Regions from separate parts of the Homo sapiens genome. Here region 2 is linked to region 1. A link is a loop called in an ENCODE intact Hi-C map of the cell type or tissue named here. Cell type or tissue: heart right ventricle. All regions are shown on one strand. Each heading gives the region's core, and the rest is flanking DNA. Links, peaks and the distances in the headings are about the cores only. Region 1 overlaps SYN3 (synapsin III). Region 2 overlaps SYN3 (synapsin III).

Region 1 (10,355 bases), core at 1,574-9,573:
GAGCCACAGGGCCTGTGTGATCTGCTCTTCCCTATCCCCATAACATCTCTACCCTCATCTTCTGCCTCTCCTCGTCACTCTCTCTGCTCCTCGTGCTGCTCCTAGAACACCCCGAGTTTGCTACCACCTCGGGGCCTTTGCACTTGATGTTCCCTTGTTCTAAAACCTCTTCTCCCAGAAACCCACATGGCTCTCTCTGTCTCTGTCCTTGTTCATGTCTCTGCTTCGTTGGAGAGACCCTCCTTACCCATCATATAATACAGCAACTACATGGTTCCTGACATTCCATATTCCCCAATTAATAGGTGTAAGGCCCTGAGTCAAGGCTCTTAACAGTTCTGTGTCTCTGTTTTCTCCTCTGTAAGGTAACTATAGCAAGAGCACCCATTCTATAAGGATGCTGGGAGGATTAAATGGATTACTCGATATGTAGCACACGGAAGAGTGCCTGGCACATATGTGTTCAATTAACACATATGTGTTCAGTTATTATTATTATTTATTTATTTTACTTTAAGTTCTGGGATACCTGTGCAGAACGTGCAGGTTCGTTACAGAGGTATACATGTGCCATGGTGGTTTGCTGCACCCATCAACCCATCATCTAGGTTTTAAGCCCCACATGCATTAGGTGTTTTTCCTAATGCTCTCCCTCCCCTTGCCCCTCACCCCCCAACAGGCCCTGGTGTGTGATGTTCCCCTCCCTGTGTCCATGTGTTCTCATTGTTCAACTCCCACTTGTGGGTGACAACATGTAGTGTTTGGTTTTCTGTTCCTGTGTTAGTTTGCTGAGAAGGATGGTTTCCAGCTTCATCCATGTCCCTGCAAAGGACATGAACTCATTCTTTTTTATGGCTGCATAGTATTCCATGGTATATAACCAGCCTTGCCCTCTGAAGTTGTCCACCATGGAGATGTTAAAATTCTGAAAGTTGAGTACCGGAGGAAAAAGGTTCAACCACAGAGTTGGTGACCAGAAGCCACCCCTAACCTCCCTGCCAGGCTCTTTGGGCCCCTGTGCACTGCATCTGTAACACAGCACAGTGGCCCCTGCCCAGGCTGGTGGAAACAACACTTGGTGAAGAATGGGCACCAGGACCAGGTCTGCATCTACTAGCTGTCTGACATTAGGCCAGTTACTTGATCTTTCTGAGCCTCAATTTTCCTTCTTTAAAATGGAGATAATATCTGCCTGCCTCCCTCACAGGGGAGGGTCACAGGACACACTGATGCCCAAATACATCTACATCATATTCGGTGTACATGACTGGCCATTTCAAATACCCTACAAAAGATGAACAATGCCCATTATTCATTTTCAAGCTTGGGGACTATATTAAACAATGCACACTGCACATGGAGATTACCCGTGAGTCTCTGTGGTATTCATTCATTCCCAAAGCAAATGGTCATTCATGACATTTGTGCTACAGTTTTACTGGCCAAGGAAGACACTCAGAAACGAATCTAGATCTCTCTTCCAACGGTCAAAATTAGAAAGGGGAGAGGGAGTACATTTCTTAGGCAGCTGCTGCTTGGAAGCAGGTTTGTTTGAGGGTTGGGGAGCACAGCCGTTTAATGTGGGAAGGGTGGTTGTGTGCATGAGGCTGCACTAGGCTGTCTGGAGAGCAGTTTTAGCCCAGAGAGGATGGGGCAAAACCCTCCTAGGACATCTGAAAAAGCCATTAAGCCTGGAAGAAAGGATCCTACATTGGAAAATAGACCTTTTCTGCTAGAAACTTCCCTCATTCTTTCTGTCCCTGAGGATAGTGCTGGGCCACAGGGGGGGAGAAAAGCAGGACCAGAAGGTCAAGAAATGCTGCAGATGTTGGTGTTGTTTTGTTCTTCTTCTTTCTTTTTCTTTTCTTTTTTTTTTTTTTCAAGAGGAGGGAGGCAGGTATGAGGGAGATCAAGGCAGCCCTAGGGAGTATCTAACAAAATGGAGAACCCTGGTGTGACCCCAGATACAGATGTGGAGTGAGCCTGGGGCTTCCAGAAGGGCAGAATCAGAGGTAGGAGCTGTCCCATCTCGGGCAAGCTTCCTTGTCCTTCCAGAACAAGGGTCAGCAAAGCTTTTTTGTATAGGGACATGAGATAGGCTGAAAAATGATCCGCCTCCCTCCACCAATGATATCCTCACCCCTAAAGCCCATAAATGTTAACTTATTTGGAAAAAGAGCCTTTACAGATGTGATTATGTTAAGAATTTTGAGATGAGGAGATTATCCAGAATCATCTGGGTGAGCCCCAAATGCTCACATTTGGGCAGAAGAGGCAGAGGGAGACTTAAGACAAAAAATGATTAGTGTAGGAGACCATGAGGCCAGAGGTTGGAATGATGTGGCTGCAAGTCCGGGAATACTTGCAGCCAGGAGAAACTGGAAGAGGCAAGAGAGGGACTCTCTCCTCAGGCCACTGAAGGGAGGATGCCCTGCCAACATCTTGATGTCAGCCCAGTAGAACTGACTTCGGACATCTGGCCTCCATAACTGCGAGACAAAAAATCTAGCTGGTTTGGGGTTTCCAATTCTGTAGTAGTTTGTTACAGCAGCCACAAGAAACTAGTGCAAGCTAGATAGTAAATATCTGGGGCTGTATGATCTCCCTCGCAACTACTCAACTCTGATGTTGCCATGTAGAAGCAGCCATAGACAAGGAACAAATGAATAGGCATGGTTGTGTCCCAATACAACTGGGGAGCAAAGGCCCTGTCCAAAGAATGGAACAGTGTCGGGCGTGGTGGCTCATGGGTAATCCTAGCACTTTGGGAGGCTGAGGTGGGCAGATTGCCTGAGCTTAGGAGTTCAAGACCAGCCTGGGCAACACAGTGAAAACCCTGTCTCTACTAAAATACAACAATTAGCCGGCCATGGTGGCATGAGCCTGTAGTCCCAACTACTTGGGAGGCTGAGGCAGGAGAATTGCTTGAACCCTGGAGGCGGAGGTTGCAGTGAGCCGAGATTGTGCCACTGCACTCCAGTCTGGGCAACGGAGCCAGACTCTGTCTCAAAAAAAAAAAAAAAAAAAAAAAAAAAAGAACGCAACAGTGACAGTAGTGATTCAGCTTCAGTAGGTTCTTGCTGGCTGGGGACAAAGATCTGAGACGGCCAGATCCTCCTCTTTCTCAAAAGAGGTGGGAATTACAGATTTTTATGAGAAATTTTCTGGATGTAATTGTTGGTAGCTATCTTCAATTCTGGTTGATGTCATGCAGACTGAAGAAAAACACATCTGTTCAGCCATATCTAGCCCTTGAGCCTCCAATTTGCACCCACTGGTCTATTGTATGCTGGGCTCTGGGCTGGGCCTTGAGGACAGTGTCTGTTCATAAGAGGATCATGGTCAAGTGAGGGAGACAGACACACTGATGCAGTGAAGTATTACAGGGCCTGCAACTGAATTAGGTAGAGGGTACTATGGGGGAGGAAAGGTTGCTTCTATCTGAAGAGGAAGGAGGGAGAGTGAGGAAGGGCTGCAGGGAGAACTGATATCCAAAGTGAGTCTTGCAAGATGAGCTGGAGTCAGAAGTGGACAAGGTTTGGAACGGAACTGCCAGTAGGAGGGCTGGTAGAAGCAAAGGAAGGGAGATCCGGGGAAGCAGAATGTGTCTGAGGAGCAAGAAGTTCCAGTGTGTGCTGGTCCCAAGGACAGGAAAGAAAAGAGTGAGATGGGCTTGGAGGGAGAGGAAGGGAGGGTCTTGATGGGATAGCCATGAACGGATCTTGGATTGATCCTGGGGACAAGAAAAACCATGAGGGTTTGTTATGAATTGAAAAATGTAACCTCCAAAAAGATATGCTCAATCCCTCACCCTTGGTCCCTGTAAATGTGACCTTATTTGGAAATAGGGTCTTTGCAAATGTAATCAAGTTAGAATGAAGTCAGTGGATTAGGGCGGGCTTTAATCCAATGACTGGTGTCCTCATAAGAAGAGGAAATTTGGACACAGACACACAGAGAATGCCGTGTGATGATGGAGGTAGAGGTTAAAACTGGGAATGCCCAGGATTGCTAGCAACCACCAGAAACTGGAAGAGATAAGGAAGGACCCTCCTCCCCTCGAGTCTTCACAGAGATGAAGCCCTGTCCACACTCTGGAGGCAAGAAGACTGGGTAGGGTGCTGTTGGAACACCACAGGCAAGAGTTTTCAGGAGCCTCAAATAAGGCTCACCCTCTCCTCTGTTTTAAGCATTGCACTTTTTTTTTTTCTTTTCCCGATATGGAGTTTTCTTGCCCAGGCTGGAGTGCAATGGCGCACGATCTCAGCTCACCGCAAGCTCCGCCTCCGGGGTTCAAGTGATTCTCCCGCCTCAGCCTCCCGAGTAGCTGGGATTACAGGCATGTGCCACCACACCTGGCTAATTTTGTACTTTTAGTAGAGATGGGGTTTCTCCATGTTGGTCAGGCTGGTCTTCTCCTGACCTCAGGTGATCCACCCGCCTCGGCCTCCCAGCTTTGCACTTTTAAATGAGCAGAGTGTTTAGAAACTGAACAGGGGTCTTGTCTGGTTACCCATTCCACTCATTCAACAAATGCTGAGGGCCTCCGTGGAGCTGAGGCAGATAAGACAAATGCCAATCCTGAAGAAGGCCCCCAGCTTCCTCCTCTGACCTATCTGTCTCAGCCTGCTTGGACAGCCATAAACTTAGCAGCAGATTTTATTTTCTCATAGTTCTGGAGGCTGGATGTCCAAGATCAAGGCTCTGGCTGGTGAGGGCTCTCTTGCTGGCTTGTAGACAGCCACCTTCTCACTGTGTCCTCATGTAGCCTTTCCTTGGTGTGCATGCAGGAGTGTGGAGAGGTGGACTAGGGAGCAAGTTCTCTAGAGTTTCTTCTTATAAGGACACTAATCCTATGAGATCAGGGTCCCACCCTTCTGACCTTGTCTAATCTAACTACCTCCTTACAGGCCCTATCACTAAATACAGCTGCACTGGAGGTTGAGGCTTCAACATGAATTTTGGGGGGACATAATTCAGTCCTTAGCAGCATCTGAGCCACAAACACCTGTGGAATGCCAAGAGAGTGGTGACCTGGTCCTCCCTGTTCCCACTTCCCATAGCAGATAACTGTCGACGAGGAGGGTGACTGAGGCAAAAGTACCCCTTCTCCTTTGCATTGCAGTAGAGGACACATGTATCCTTAGCCTAATGCATCCTCCAGTCTGCACAACCCAGAAGGGTGGCCCCAGTCATACAAACTTGGCAACACTCAAACAACCCACCAACCTCAAGGTATCATGGTAGTATAGCCATAAGTCCTTGAGATCAGGAGTTCTGCTGCCAAGGCTACATTCTGCCACTTCCTGGCCCTTTGAGATAATCCCTCTCCACCTCTCAGAGCCTCAGTTTCCCTTTATGTAAAACAGGATGATTAACAATCATAGCTACTGTTTCTAAGTACCTACTAAGGGCTTAGTATCTGTTGTCAGCTGAAAAATGGCCTTCCAAAAGATATTCATGCCTAATTCCTGAAACCTGTGAATGTTACCTCCTGTGGCCAAGAAAAAGGAAGTGGCAGGGGGCTGTAGGGGGTAGAGGTTTGCTTATGTGATTAAATGAAGGACCTAGAGATCAGGAGATTATCCTAGATCACCCAGGTGGGCCCTAAATACGATCACGTGTATCCTTATACGAGGCAGGCAGAGAGAGATCTGGTGCCCGCAGAGAGAGAGATCTGGTGCCCTCACAGAGGACGAGGCCAGGCAGATGGCAGCAGAGGTCAGAGCTTTGTGTCCACAAGCCAAGGAACTTGGACAGTCATCAGAAACAGGAAAGGATCTCCCCTAGAGCCTCTAGAGGGAGCACAACCCTGGCGACACCCTTTTTTTTTCAGCCCATTGAGACCAGTTTGGGACTTCTGGCCTCCAGAAATGTGAGGGAATAAATTTCTGTCATTTTAAGTCACTTGGTGAATGGTACTTTGTTATGGCAGCCCAAGGAAAGAAACACACACCCATTATCTCGATAAATCCTCAGAGTCACCCATGAGGCAATAAGATAGTCATGCCTTACCAGGTGCCAGGTAGTGTTCATTCAATATTCACAACAGCACTAGGAGGCAGATACTGTCAACATCCCATTTTACAGATTAAGAATTGCCACCCAGAGAAGTGATGTAGCTTGCCTAAGGTCACACAGCGGGCACCTGTGCCAGGCTTTGAATGAAGGGTCTGGCTCCAAGTTGCTGCCTTAGGCCACCTTGAGGCGAGCTCTTTGCACCAGAATGGATGCTCTGTTTCCTGAGCCAGTCACGCAGCCTTGAGCAATGGCTTACCATGCTCCCTCTGCACTACCCTAAGTGGCTTATTCTGGGATCCTATGAGGATCAGATGGGACAGAGGGCATGAAAAGCATTTTGTAAACTGTAAAGTGCAGTGCACGGAGAAGGCATAAGAATTCAAAGTGGAAGCAAACCTGCTTACCTAGCTGGCCATGGCAAGGCTACCCTGGTCATCACTGAGATAGGTGGGGACACCAGCAGCAGGAGCCGCCCCCTATCCCTTGAGCACACACAGGAAAGTTTCTAAGCCTCGAAGTGCCCGTGGGTGAACTCACAGATGTTACCACCCAGAACCACAATGCTGACCTCACAGCATGATCACTAGATGTCACGTGAGTTCTTCAAGCCTGAATCCAGCCTTGTACCAGCTCATCAGCACCTCCTCCCGACCTGCCCTTCTCCGTGGCTTTCAAATTCAGAACCAGTTCCTCCCAGAATCACATAATTTCTTTAGCTGTAATGACTCCTTCATTCCACAGAGAAGGAGACAGGCAGGAACATTTAGTGACCCATCGAAGACCACACAGCTAGTATATTCTATCGAAAGCATCCTTCGTGTCCCAGCTGTGGGTCTCGGTATTCCCAGCTCCCCATTCATCTCAGGCAGCTAGAAATTCTTTCTGGTTGGGAGAATCCTAAAAAGGGGAAACTGGCATATGGGCACATTAGATTTCATTTCATGGCCTGGAGCCAGCCTGCTCCTTCTTTTTTTTTAATCCAATTATTATCACACAGAAACCTGTTTAGGAAGAAAAGTCCTGACTCGGTGCAATATTGTCCCCAGTATGTTGGTAGGGACTTTACTTCAGTGGATCTGTCAGAGCCCCAGATGCCAAGTCTATCTAAACATTCTATCATCAGTTCATCATTTTTGCATCCATCCATCCCTCATTCACTGAGCTTCCTGAGCTCCTGTGTGTCGGGTACCGTGCTAGACACTGGGATATAAAGAATATCCCCAAAGAACCCTCAGATTTACAGGGAGAGAGGCAAGAAAATAAATAATAGCAGCATTTCTGAAACTCACATATTAGCTTTTCTTGCTTATGATTTTTGTCATTTTCTTGTTATAGTTTACTCTTCATATTTACTTAGTATTTTCTTTGAATTAACTCTTTTTTTTGTCTTACTTAAATGCTAGCTTTGGGTTCACCCTAAGCAATAATATCCATGAATTCATGGATTTAATTGGCTAGTTTTTTCTGACTACATGTTGTACTAAAAAGTTTAACTATTAAAGAAAGAATTCCTGGGATGCCACCTAAAACCATCCTGCGTCTCAGAGGTATGTGAGGCTTCCAGTGAGAAACACTACATTATTGCTAAGGAGGCCCCTACGTGTTAGAATAGAGTCTGCCAGCTGCCACTCCAAGAGGACAATGCTTTTATCCTATCAAGTGCTGGCTGGTGAAGACACATTAGGATTAATGGTTTGATAAACAACATCTCAAGGCAGGACATTCTATGGCAGGAAGCAGATAAGTCTGTGCCTTTCACTCAAGGATCTCAGAAACATTAACTTCTCAGTTTTCATGCCCTCTAAGTGGGAGACAAGGCTATTCTCATGCCTCATTTCCTAGCTACAGGAAAAGGTGTTCTGTGATGTAAGACTGCATTTTTTTTTTTGAGACAGAATCTCACCCTGTCACCAGGCTGGAGTGCAGAGGCACGATCTTGGCTCACCACAACCTCCGACTTCCGAGTTCAAGCAATTCTCCTGCCTAAGCCTCCCAAGTAGCTGGGATCACAGGCACACGCCACCATGTCCAGCTAATTTTTGTATTTTTTTTTTAGTAGAGATGGAGTTTCACCATGTTAGCCAGGCTGGTCTCGAACTCCTGACCTTGTGATCCACACACCTTGGCCTCCCAAAGTGCTGGGATTACAGATGTGAGCCACCGCACCCGGCCAAGACTGCATTTTTTTAATCTCCTGTTTCCATCACAACACAATGACGGATGATATTCCCATGGGAGCCAGTATCAGGGTTTACGCTGAGTGAAGCGGAATCCCTAGGACTTGCATTTAACTGCAGCGTCACCGAAGAAAGTGCGTCAAAATGCAAGCAAAAGAGGATGACATTATTTTGAAGACAACCTTCAACATACCTTAATTTGTTTCTTAATAAGAAAGCAACACACAAACTCCAGGACTTTTACTATCAATAATAAAAACTGATTTGTAACACTTTGCTCCAAATAAATGAATATACCATTGTATTGGGTACTTCTCATTTCCTTTATTAATTTATTCCATAAATATTTATTGAGCACCTCTTACGTGCCCAGCTTGCCTTAGGCACTGGGGTTAGAACGATGGCTCAAGACAGACATAGTCCCTACCTTCATACTACTAGTGAGGAAGGCTGACATTAATCAAATAATCATCCAAATGAATGTAAAATGTAATGTAAATCCAAATGAATGTAAAATGTGATGTGTGGCCACAGAGGATTGATAGGAATGGTGAATGATGGATTTAAAATATGAAGCAACCAGCCGGGCATGGTGGCTCACGCCTGTAATCTCAGCACTTTGGGAGGCCGAGGTGGGTGGATCACTTGAGGTCAGGAGTTTGAGACCAGCCTGGACAACATGGCAAAAACCCATCTCTACTAAAAATACACAAATTAGCCGGGCATGATGGTACACGCCTGCAGTCCCAGCTACTCAGGAGGCTGAGGCAGGACAATCACTTGAACCTGGGAGGCGGAGGTTGCAGTGAGCCGAGATGGCGCCACTGCACTCCAGCCTGGGCAACAGCGTGAGATTCTGTCTCGAAAAACAAAAACAAACAAACAAATCTATGAAGCAACCATACAAGAGACATCACTAGTCACCCCTCATTAAGTTTCTTCCACAAACCAGATTGTCTCATTTAATCTTCGCTGCAACTCTCCGAAGCGGGCATTATTATTCCCACTTTACAAGAGAGGAAACCTTGGCTCTGAGCAGTGTAATGACTTACCCAGGGGCACTCAGCTGGCTAGTTGCAGAGCTGGGAATCAAACCCAAGCTGTGCTTTTCTCCCAAATGCCCAGTCTCCCCAGGGGATGCATGAATAGGAAAAACAGGACCTTACGTACTTTGCAGGTTACTACCGTGATGTCCTTGCTAGCGACTCCTCCACGCTTTAGTACCATCAAGGGTCCAGGTTGGGCAAGTACTCGAACCTCCATTCTGCCCTGGGATAACCTGGGCAGAAAAGCCAAACACAGCAGGGGAGCAGGAACAAAGCGCTCCCTTTTATGGTGAGGCGGTGCAAACCTCTGCATCTGCCTCCAGGCCTTGCCAAGGCCCACAGAGAAATGGCCTGCCCTAAAGATTGCAGTGAGCTGAGATTGCGCCACTGCACTCCAGCCTGGGTGACAGAGTGAGATTCTGTCTCAAAAAAAAAAAGAGAGAGAAAAAAAGAGAAAAAAAACAGAAATGGCCTGCCCTGACTGAGCCCGAAGCCTTCTGCCCTGATCTCTGCTTTTCTTTGTGTACCTGTCTGGTTACAAAGGAAGCAGCTGCCAGCTCACTGGTGTGGGACGCCATGTCTGGTCTGTGCTTTGCTGAACTGTGCTGGAATTTCACGGGCTGAAGCTGGCCCTGGGGGGTGCCGGGAGGTGAATGAGAGAAGTGTCTCAGGAGTGTTGTTCTGGGGGCTAAAATTACAGGTGATCGGACAACTGCTGTAGGAGATGGAGACAGAGCAGCACCTGAGTTGACTCTAAAACCAGAGGGCCTCTGTGCAGTGCGCTGTTGGCCGCTCTGGTTTCCTTTTCGCATCTCTGCAGCCCTTGGTATTTTCTACCTGTGTTATCAGAGAATCTCTGGCTGAGGACCCTGGAAATTTCTGCCCCCATCTCCACCCTTGGAAGCCTTTCCACAAAGAGCTTTGTAATTCACCAGGTGCCTTGCATATGGGAGGGATTACACCTTGACCTCAAATATTTGCTGTTTTCGTCACTGGCTCAGAGCCTGGGCACTGAAATAACACTGCATGGTTGGAATCCTGGCTCCCTGACTTACCAGCTGCATGACCTTGGACAATCTACTGAACTTCCTGTGCCTTAGTTTCTTTATCC
Region 2 (10,355 bases), core at 948-8,947, 53 kb before region 1:
CCCAGGCTGGGGAGCTTACGGCCTTGCTTCCCATATTCTCCCACATCCCCTTCTAGGGCCCTCCCTGCTGCCTTGCCCTCTCCATCAGAATCACCCCAGATTCTGCTCCACCAAGTCCACCATGATCTCTGCTATGTCCACTGTGTGCTTTAAAGGAACACTTCTCTGACCTCAATGCTCTGCCAAGGGAAAGACTCCAAACTGCTTCTTTGAGCAAGGGGTGGTCACTGGTAGGACCCGAGGTGTGCCCCTGACCTGGAAGCAGCCAAGCATGCTATGAGACAAGTACTGTCTCATAGTCCTTTTTTCAAGGACTGAAAAAAAAAAAAAAGAAAAAAGAAAATGTAGAAAAGGCAATCCATATATTGGCATTCTTAGCCATAGACTGTAACAATTGATTTATATGTTCAAGGAAATAAATGAAAAAGATGGAAAATTTCCACATAGAAGTGAAACTGACCAAAAAAAAAAAATCAACCAGAAATTCCAGAACTGAATAATGAAATAACTCATTTTAAGTGTCCAAGAGATAGGTTTAACATAACTTTAGACACAAATGAAGACAGGATCAATGAACAGGAAGACAGAAAGATAAAATACATGTGTGACTGATCACACCCTTACAGGTCTCCCACAACTCCACATGACTTACCTACCGGCACCCAGCGTTCCTTTTAATATTATACTCTCCTGTCCCATTTCTCCTCTACATCCAACTTATTCTTTACCCACATAAGAATGACTACTCTCTGTTCCCAAACATGCTATGCATATTCTTGCTTTTATGTCCACTTCTTATTCCAGGAAGTCTTGACTTCCATTTTTATCTGGTCGACAGATCAGCCTCATCTTCCAAGGACCAGCTCAGACATCACCTTCTCTATGAAGCCTTCCTCAGGCTTTTCCTGGTTCTTCCCTCATCCCCTCTTTGAGGTCCTGGGGAGGAGGGGATCCTCTAAAACAGTTCTTAGCACCACATACTAAAATTACTCAATATGTCTATTTCTCTCCTAGAATAGGACTTCACCAACGGTAAGGTACATGTGTTATTCATCTTTTGCGTCTCAGTTCCTGGCATAATTCCTAGCATACAGTTAGTATTAAATATTATAAGGAAGAATGCAAGAACCAAACTCTTTTGGAGCCCACAGATAAGTATCTTACAACCTTTGATAAACGAATACTGGTGAAACTGTGATTTGGTGTTTAAAATCTCATTTGTCCATTTGTTCATTTTCCCCACCACTCCACCAGAATATAAGTTCCATGAAGATAGGGATTGTTTTGTGTGTGGCTGTTCTGTTCACCGTTGCATCCAAATGCCCAGCATATAGTAAATGTTCAAGAAATGAACACTCTAACACTTACTGAGGCTGGGCATGGTGGCTCACACTTGTAATCCCAGCACTTTGGGAGGCCAAGGTGGAAGGATCACTTGAGGCCAAGAGTTCAAGGCCAGTCTGAGCAACACAGTGAGACACCATCTCTCCAAAAAAACAAAAAAGAAACAAAGCCAGGTGTGGTGGCATGTTCCTGTAGTCCCAGCTACTCGGGAGGCTGAGGTGGGAGGATGGCTTTAGCCTAGGAGTTTGAGGTTATAGTGAGCTATGACTGCAGCCACTGCACTGGGTGACAGAGCAAGACTGTCTCAGAAAAAAACAAAAAAAGAGAGAGAGAGAAGAAAAGAAATATTTATTGAATGAGGGAAATAGTCTTTCTAACACCCTGGAGGGGAAGGGGGGACAAGGGGACAGCTGGCTACCCAATTTGGGCACTTTGAGTCTGCTGACAATTGGATCCCAGGAAGCAGGTAGATACCCAGAGCAGAGAGGAGAAGCTACAAACTTTGAAGAATAGCCTAGTAACTTAGCACACACTCTGGAATCTAGTCTTTTCAGTTTAAGCCCTGGTTTCAGCTATTTAAGGGCAATGGTAGTACCGGCCCCATGTGCTTTTTGTGAGGATACACTAAGATCTACAGCACAGAGCATGGGATATTGTACCCACTCTACTATTGGTTACCTTTTATTGTATTGTTTGAGTGTGAGTCCAACCTGGGTTTGTCTTCTGGTTTGGTCACAGATTGCTCTGTTGCGTCTAAGGCCTTTGGGCTCCAACCCCAACCTCAAACACCTACCCAGGGCTAGCAGTTTATGTGTCTCTTCTCATTTGACCCTCATTACATGCCATGAGGTTGATGTTATTGGTGCTGGTTACGGTGGAGGAAACAGATGCTCAGAAATGCCCAAGTGACTTGCCCATGTGAGAAGTATCAAAATTTTAAGGTAAGTCCTTTTTGCTATCCAAGGCCCATTGCCTCAGCCTGCCTTGCCCCGAATCACACTTGGCTGAACCAAGGCTAGAACCTAGGTCCTCAGGACCTCCAAATAGTGTTATTTTCACTGCCCAGTGAATAGCAGTGTTGGGATTCTCACTGATCACCACCACTGTGCTAACTGGCTGGAGGAAACTGAGGACCAGAGTCCATAAACCCGGCCTTGTGGCCTCAAAGCCCGTGGCCTTCCCACCCCACAGGTGGCACTTTGGCAGCTCTCAGTACAAGGAAACTGTTGTTATTATTATTAGGCATTGCCTGACTTGGCGCCCAGGCCTAAAAAGAACTCAGCATGATTGGAAGACCCAGAGCTCAGAAGCCCTCTCCCAAGGGCTCCTCTTAACTGCCAGTGGGGACATTGCTCTTGCCTCTACCCCCACCTCTCTGCAACTCCTTCCCCTGCCGTTGAAATAGCTCTGTGGCCCCAGAGAAAGGGGAGGAAACAGTCCCTTAGTACACACGTTCACATCCAGGTTCTTGGGGGCTTTCCTTTGCCTCCTGGGCTCTCAGAGCTGCAGCTGGAGCCAGACAATCTGTTTCTCATTAGCTGTACTTTTGCTGTGAAATGAAGTGCTCTTTGAACCTGTGGGAGCAGGAAACCCATTTACACCCTTGAGAAGACAGGGACGTCAGCTTTGCCAGCACATTCCTTCGGCTCCTTTTATCTCCTGGGTGGAGCTCCCGGTGGTGGGCAGGCAGCTGCTGCTGCCACCTCCCCTGGTGCAGCCATGGGTAAAGGTGGTCCATGGGGTGGGCACAGAGGAAAGAGGGGATCATGCCTCTCTCTCACTTGGGGTAAAAGAAGCACATTCTGACTGGAGTTATTTGCCCCCTTTCCCTGCCTCCATCTTGCTCCTGATAACTCCTCTGTCCCAGGTGTCTTCAATAAAACCCCCAGAAATCATCCATCCATCCATCCATCCATCCATCCCAAGGGCAACTTGTGGATCCAGAGATCCAGAAAATGTGAGAACAAAGAGAATCCTTTGATACAACCCATTTCATTCTCCTTTATTTTATCAATGGGCAAATTGAAGCCCAGAGAGTTAACTTGTTCCAGGACATAGCACACTTTTGAATTCATTTTACAACTATTTATTGAGTGCTTTTTATGTGCCAGATTCCCCCCAGCTCCCACTGGTGGTACAGTGTAAATATAGCTGTGAAAACATGCACTTTTCTCAGCCTTCATTATCATTCTAGTGAAGGGGGCAGATGGTAAACAACTGAACAATTAAGTAAACATGACAATGTCAGATGATAAATCGTCTGAGAAAACAACAGAAGTGTTGAGAAGAGTGAGTGGGAGCAGGGAATGCTTTAGATGGGGTGGTCAGGGAAGGCTTTCTGAGAAGGGGACATTTGAACTGGAACCTGACTGATGACAAAATGCTGGCTCCAGGAACATCTGAGGGTAAAGCCTTGCAGGCAGGGAAGTGGCTGGTGCTACACAGTCCTGTGGTAGGAAGGAGCTTGTTTAACTTGCTTAAGAAGCAGAGAGACCAGCATGGCAGGAGCAAATGAGCGAGAGGAAGAGCGGTGGAAGATGAGGCCAGACGGTTCAATGCATCTCGAAGGGTCTGGAGACCATGTAAAGAGCTTAGTCTTTGTCCATTTGGAAGCCATAGAGGGTTTTAAGCAGGGAGTTGATGAAGTATTTTCCCAAGCAGATGCCTTTGGTTGTGTCAAGGGGAGGCAGGGGACAACGTACCCACAGGGTGGTGAGTTGGGGTTGCCTAAGTAGACTAAATAAACAACGATGGTGGCTACCAGCACCTCTCCCTTGACCCTTGATGGTGTACCAAGGTGGAGAAAAGACAGCAGAGTCGGGAAAAAATTTGGAGATCGAATCAAAGAGTCCACATAATTTGCACATGGCTCGGATACAGGCTGTGAAGGAAAAAAGGTGAATGGAGGGTTTTAGGTTGAGCAACCTGGGTCATGCCCCTCACTGAGATAGAGAAGACCAAGGGAAGAGTAGATTTCAAGGGGGAAATCAAGAGTTCTGTTTGGGTGGATTAAATTGGAGATGTCTCTTACTCGGACAGTGCCAAGGAGTCAGGCGGATAGAAGTCTGGAATTGGTGGCCGAGGCCAGTTTCCCACGGGGCTCCACCCGTACCCAGATGCCTCACAGGGGTGGGGAGGAAGTGTTGGCTCTCACAGGGCCATCCACTCTGGACAGCTGACTCAAGGCTGCTAAGAAGTCACTGCCAGTCCCCCAAACCCTATCTCTAGGCTAGGAAGGTGGCTTTGGAGCTGTCAGCATTCCAGTTGGACCTTCCTTCTGGAGTCCCTCCCTAGTAAAAGCAGATCTAGCTAATAACCCCAGAACCGAGGGCGGGAGTAGGAGATGTGAAATATGGGAATAATAATAAAAGCCTATGTTACGAGACTGCTTGTCTTGGTCCCGAGCTTCTTCATAAATAATCTTCACCTCAAATTGCCTACACACTATGGCAGATCAACAACATGGGTTCAACTAGCTCCATTTCATTGATGAGAAAATGGAGGTTCCAAAGAATTGAGTGACTTTCCCAAGGTCACGCAGATGATGAATCCAAGACTCAAACCTGAGCCCTCTGAGATCACACCTACTGCGCCCTGCTCAATAGTAAGCCATCTGCCGCCAGAAAGGTCTTATTTTGAGAGAGCCAGCAGCAAGGGCTCTGGAGCCAGATCACCAGGGTTCAACTCCTGACTTGACCACTTGAAGGTAACGTGAGCATGGGCAAATTAGTCAACATCACTTGCTTCTGTTTCCCATCTATAAAATGGGGACAGGAAGAGTGTTCACTTCAGAGGATCAACATTTATAAAGTGCTTAGAACAGTGCAGGAAGGGCTATACATGTGTTGGCTACTACTGTGCTCATTACTTTCATATACACTAAACAGAGACGTGGGGACTGCCTAGAATCTGGAGAGAAGATCCAGCCCTCTCATGTAAGATATGGAGAAACTGAGGCCCAGATAAGGGAATGGAGGCAGCCTCTTAGACAAGTTGGGCCCAAGAATCTGGCTGGTGGAGGAACTCTCCCTATTCTCTGAAAGTCACCCCAAGCCAGACTATTTTCAGGAGATGAACTTCCAAGCTCGATATACCCTTAATTCATGTGGAATTTCAGCTCTGGGCTCGGCTCCCAGGAGGAGCCCCTCCACCCCTTTATGAAAATAGAGCGGAGTCATTCGGCAAAACCTCAAGCTAATGCTTTTAAGGAACTGGCAGGTTGAAACAGGAAACTGTTCTAAGTAGAAACCACAGAAACAGCACATGCTTGCCGCTGCCGGCTGCCGCCTGGATCCTTGCCGGAGGCCCCAGGGATAGGGGAGCTGTAGGCCGTGCCACGTGAGGGGGCCTCAGGAACCTAGCCCTGGTGCTGCTGACCGTACGTGGCCATGTGACAGCAAATGCCACGTCTTGTGGGCATATTTAAAGGTCAAAGCAAGGTGGGGTGGTAACCAACAGGCTACCAGCATTAGACACACAGAAAGCTAGTGTCGGAGCAAACCTGCTCCTTTCTATGCAAGCCCCTCATGTTGTATCTGTTAAAACTGAGGCCCAGAGAGGGGAAGAAACTAGTCCAAGTCATCCAGCAAGGAGTGGTGAAGCAGGATAGGAAATCTAGACTTTCTAGCACCTAAGCCAATGCTATTTAACAACAGTCAGTGCATTTCCTGCCTTCCATCCATTCACCTCTTCCAATATAGGGTACTTTTCTGTTTTGTTTTGTTTTGTTTTGTTTTGTTTTAGAGATAGGGTCTTGCTATGTTGCCCAGGGTGGCCTCAAACTCCTGGGCTCAAGTGAGCCTCCTACCTCAGCTTCCCATGTATCTGGGACTACAGAAGGGTAATTTTGTAAGAGCATAAATTCCAGGTCAGAAGACCAGAGTTCAACAAAGACTCTGCCTATTCCCAGCTGAGTGATCTTAGGCAAGTTACCTAACCTTTCTGTGCCTCAGTGTCTTCTTCTCCTTTTCCTGTTAATAAAATGAGGGACAGTAACATTACTTATCTAATAGGATTTCTGGAAGGATTCAGTGTGATAATCTATATGAACCTCTTCGTATAGTGTCTGACAAATAGTAAGAGCTCAATAAAGTTTTTATTTTTTTCATGTATTAAATGCCCAGTAAGTGACAGCCACATTGTCACAAAGAGATCAGTCAAGTGTCGGGGACAGAGAGAGTAAATTTTGACATGTCTAGAAATGGCGCAAGAGAGGGAAGGATGCCATTAGGACTCTGGCATCCTGAAAAACCTGGCCCCAGGGAGGAGAGGGCTGCTGAGAGGAGTAGGCCAAACACCTCTTCTGGGCCGAGCGCGGTGGCTCACGCCTGTAATCCCAGCACTTTGGGAGGCTGAGGTGGGCGGATCATGAGTTCAGGAGTTCAAGACCACCCTGGCCAACATGGTGAAATCCTGTCTCTACTAAAGATACAAAAAATTAGCCAAGTGTGGTGGTGCACACCTGTAATCCCAGCTACTTGGGAGACTGAGGCAGGATCGTTTGAATCTAGAAGGTGGAGGTTCCAGTGAGCCGAGATCGCGCCATTGCACTCCAGCCTGGGTGACAGGGTGAGACTTTGTCTCAAACAAAACAAAACAAACACAACACAACACAACACAACGCAACACAACACACCTCTTCTGTGCAGAGATGAGAACCCATGCCCAAGGGTTTCTTTCCACCACAGCAGGTTTTTTTTGCTACTTTGGAGGATGATCCCAGTAAAGCATGCCCTGGTTTCCTGGGAGTGGGGACACAATGCACAGGGTCATCCCCACTCCAGAGCTGGAATGCCAACTGAGGCCATAAAACAGGATTTAACTATTTCTTATGAAACTTGGCACAAACTTTTGCTTTCAGTCTTTAGAACAATTCCCCGTCCCTCCACTCCAAAGATGCCTATGTCCTAATTCCCAGAGCCAGTAAACAGATCACTTTGCATGCCAAAAGGGACTTTGCTGATGTGATGAAGTGAACGATCTTGAGATGGAGAGATTATCTTGCATTCTACGCGTGGGCTGATGGGTCCGTGAAATTAGGAGGCAGAAGAGTCAGAGTGAGAGGAGGAGATGTGATGACTGAGGCGGAGGTCAGAGTGACCTGAGGCAGGGGCCATGAGCCAAGGCATGCAGGCGGCCTCCAGAGCTGGAAAAGATCAGGAAACAGATCCTCCCCTAGATCCTCCAGAAAGAACCAGCCCTGCTGACCCAGTTTAGACTTCTGACGTCCAAACAGGAAGATCATAAATTTGTGTTGTTTTAAGCCACTAAGTGTATGGTCATTTGTTATAGCAGCCTCAGGAAGCAAATATGCTTAGTCAATATTTAGTCTGACGTTGGTCACTGTAGCTCTATTCTCCGCTATGTGTAGTTTGAGTCTTATTTTTTGCATAATCCCCAAAATACGTAAAAGCTCCCCTGAGCATGACATACAAGGCCCTGCTTGCTCTGGCTCCTTCCTGGTACATGCCTCCTTTTCATCTTTTTTATCCTAGGACAGGGTCTTGGAGAAAACAGGAATATGTAAGGTGTGCCATGTGAGGTCTAGTCTTCATATTTCCCATGAAATATTCAATAAAGTCTAGATAATAATAACTAGTAATCCAGTATAGATTTTTATTTTTTTTTTGAGATGAAGTCTCACTCTGTCACCAGGCTGGAGTGCAGTGGCACGATCTTGGCTCACTGCAACCTCCGCTTCCCGGGTTCAAGAGATTCTCTTGCCTCAGCTTCCCAAGTAGCTGGGATTATAGGCATACGCCACCACGCCCAGCTAATTTTTGTATTTTTGGTAGAGACAGGGTTTCACCATGTTGGCCAGGATGTTCTTGATCTCCTGACATCATGATCTGCCCGCCTTGGCCTCCCAAAGTGCTGGGATTACAGGTGTGAGCCACCACACTCGGCCCCAGTATAGATTCTTTTGGGGTACTCAGAGGGGATCCGAACTCTATATCCATATGGGCTTTACAGTGTCATGCCCACAAAATGTGGCATTGTGATCTGGCTGTTGATGACAACAGCTCTCGTCTCCTATCTCTGCCACTCCCTAGTGCATCTGAATCAGCCTTCATTTTCATGTATGAGAGCTCATGTTTTGCAAGGGGGAGGGTGCTGGGATATGACATGGGTTGGAGAAAAGAAGCTTGAACGGGACAAAATGGATCTGGACTTCCCTGGTCTCTTTGTCTGCATTACATCCTCAAAGGCCAGGAGGGCATTAGAGGAAAAACCTGAAGAAACTATTTAAGGGCAACGGTGACACTCTTGTTTCAGCTGAACTGGCCTCTTAAGTGGTTCCTCAGCCTCCATTCTTACTATCCCACAACCCATTCTCAACAAAGCACCCAGAAGATCTTCTACAGATAGAAGACAGAATCATTTGCAGTCCCTTCCCTGTCTAGAACCCTCCAATGCTTGCATTGAAACTGGAATGAAGTTTTTTTTTTTTTTTCCCCAACTGTTACTTTAAGTTCAGGGATACATGTGCAGGATATGCAGCTTCCTTACATACGTGGCCATGGTGGTTTGCTGCATGGATCATCCCATCACCTAGGTATTAAGCCCAGCATCCATTAGTTATTGTTCCTGCAGCTCTCCCTCCTCCCACCTCCACCCTCCTGCAAGGCTCAGTGTGTGTTGTTTCCCCCATGTGTCCTTGTGTTCTCATCATTCTGCCCCCACTTATACGTGAGAACATGCGTTATTTGGTTTTCTGTTCCTGCATTAGTTTGCTGAGGATAATGGCTTACAGCCCCATTCATGTCCCTGCAAAGGACATGATCTCATTCCTTTTAATTGCTGCATATTATTCCATGGTGTATATGTACCACATTTTCCTTATCCAGTCTACCATTGATGGGCATTTAGGTTGATTCCATGCCTTTGCCATTGTGAATAGTGCTTTGCTACTGTGAATAGTGCTGCATACACATATCTTTATAATAGAATGATTTATATTCCTTGGGGTATACACCCAGTAATGGGGTTGCTGGGTCAAATGGTATTTCTGCCTCCAGGTTTTTGAAGAATTGCCACACAATGGTTGAACTAATTTATGCTCCTACCAACGGTGTAAAAGTGTTCTTTTCTCCACAACCTCACCAGCATCTTTTGTTTTTTGACTTTTCAGTAATAGCCATTCTGAGTGGCGTGAGATGGCATCTCATTGTAGTTTGGATTTGCATTTCTCTAATGATCAGTGATGTTGAGCTTTTTTGTGTTTGTTGGCTGCATGTATGTCTTCTTTTAAGAAGTGTCTGTTCATGTCCTTTGCCCACTTTTTAATGGGGTTGTTCATTTTTCTCATAAATTTGTTTAAGTATCTTATAAATACTAGATGTTAGACCTTTGTCAGATGGATAGATTGCAAGAACTTTCTCCCATTCTGCAGGGAGATACCTGTATACCTACAACCATCCGATCTTTGATAAACCTGACCAAACAAGCAATGGGGAAAGGATTCCCTATTTAATAAGTGGTGCTGGGAGAACTGGCTAGCCATATGCAGAAAACTGAAACTGGACCCCTTCCTTACACCATACACAAAAATCAACTCAAGATGGATTAAAGACTTAAATGTAAAACCCAAAACTATAAAAACCCTAGAAGAAAATCTAGGCAATACCATTCAGGACATAGGCACTGACAAAGGTTTCATGATGAAGATGCGAAAAGCAATTGCAACAGAGGCAAACATTGACAAGTGAGATCTAATTAAACCAAAGAGCTTCTGCACAGCAAAGGAAACTATCATCAGGGTGAATGAAGTTTAATTGCCTATTTCTCCAGCTTCATCTCCCATCATGCTCCCCTGTGCTTCCTGTGCTCCGGCCATACCAGCTGCCTCTGGGCCCAGCCCACATCAGCTCCTTCCTGTCTTAGGGCTTGAGCTCTTGCTCCTCTTTTTAGCTGGAAAGCCCTCCCCTCCAGACCTCTGCATCTTGGTTACTTCACATGATTTGCATCTCGGCTCAAACATCAGTTTCTCAGAGAGGCTGACCTTGACCATG

Evidence for each region. Peaks named below come from ENCODE experiments on the same cell type or tissue, not always from the same donor. Only the 100,000 strongest peaks of a DNase experiment are listed, where the experiment ranks them.
Region 2: a loop joins it to region 1, with 2.0 times the contacts of the local background. A loop is called at or near these places in 7 of 110 quality-filtered maps.

What each region holds. Positions count from the first base shown.
Region 1 is chr22:32,770,399-32,780,753 of GRCh38, forward strand. All of the region lies in intron 6 of SYN3 (synapsin III), which reads right to left. Among named protein-coding and RNA genes, the nearest start is that of TIMP3, 26 kb to the right of the region's middle. In heart right ventricle, for the core only: a CTCF peak has its summit at 5,805 (motif pointing right); no DNase peak of the experiment used is centred there; H3K27ac peaks cover 979 bases.
Region 2 is chr22:32,718,190-32,728,544 of GRCh38, forward strand. The region is part of intron 6 of SYN3 (synapsin III); the gene reads right to left. Among named protein-coding and RNA genes, the nearest start is that of TIMP3, 78 kb to the right of the region's middle. In heart right ventricle, for the core only: no CTCF peak of the experiment used is centred there; DNase peaks (open chromatin) are centred at 2,952 and 5,622; H3K27ac peaks cover 1,749 bases.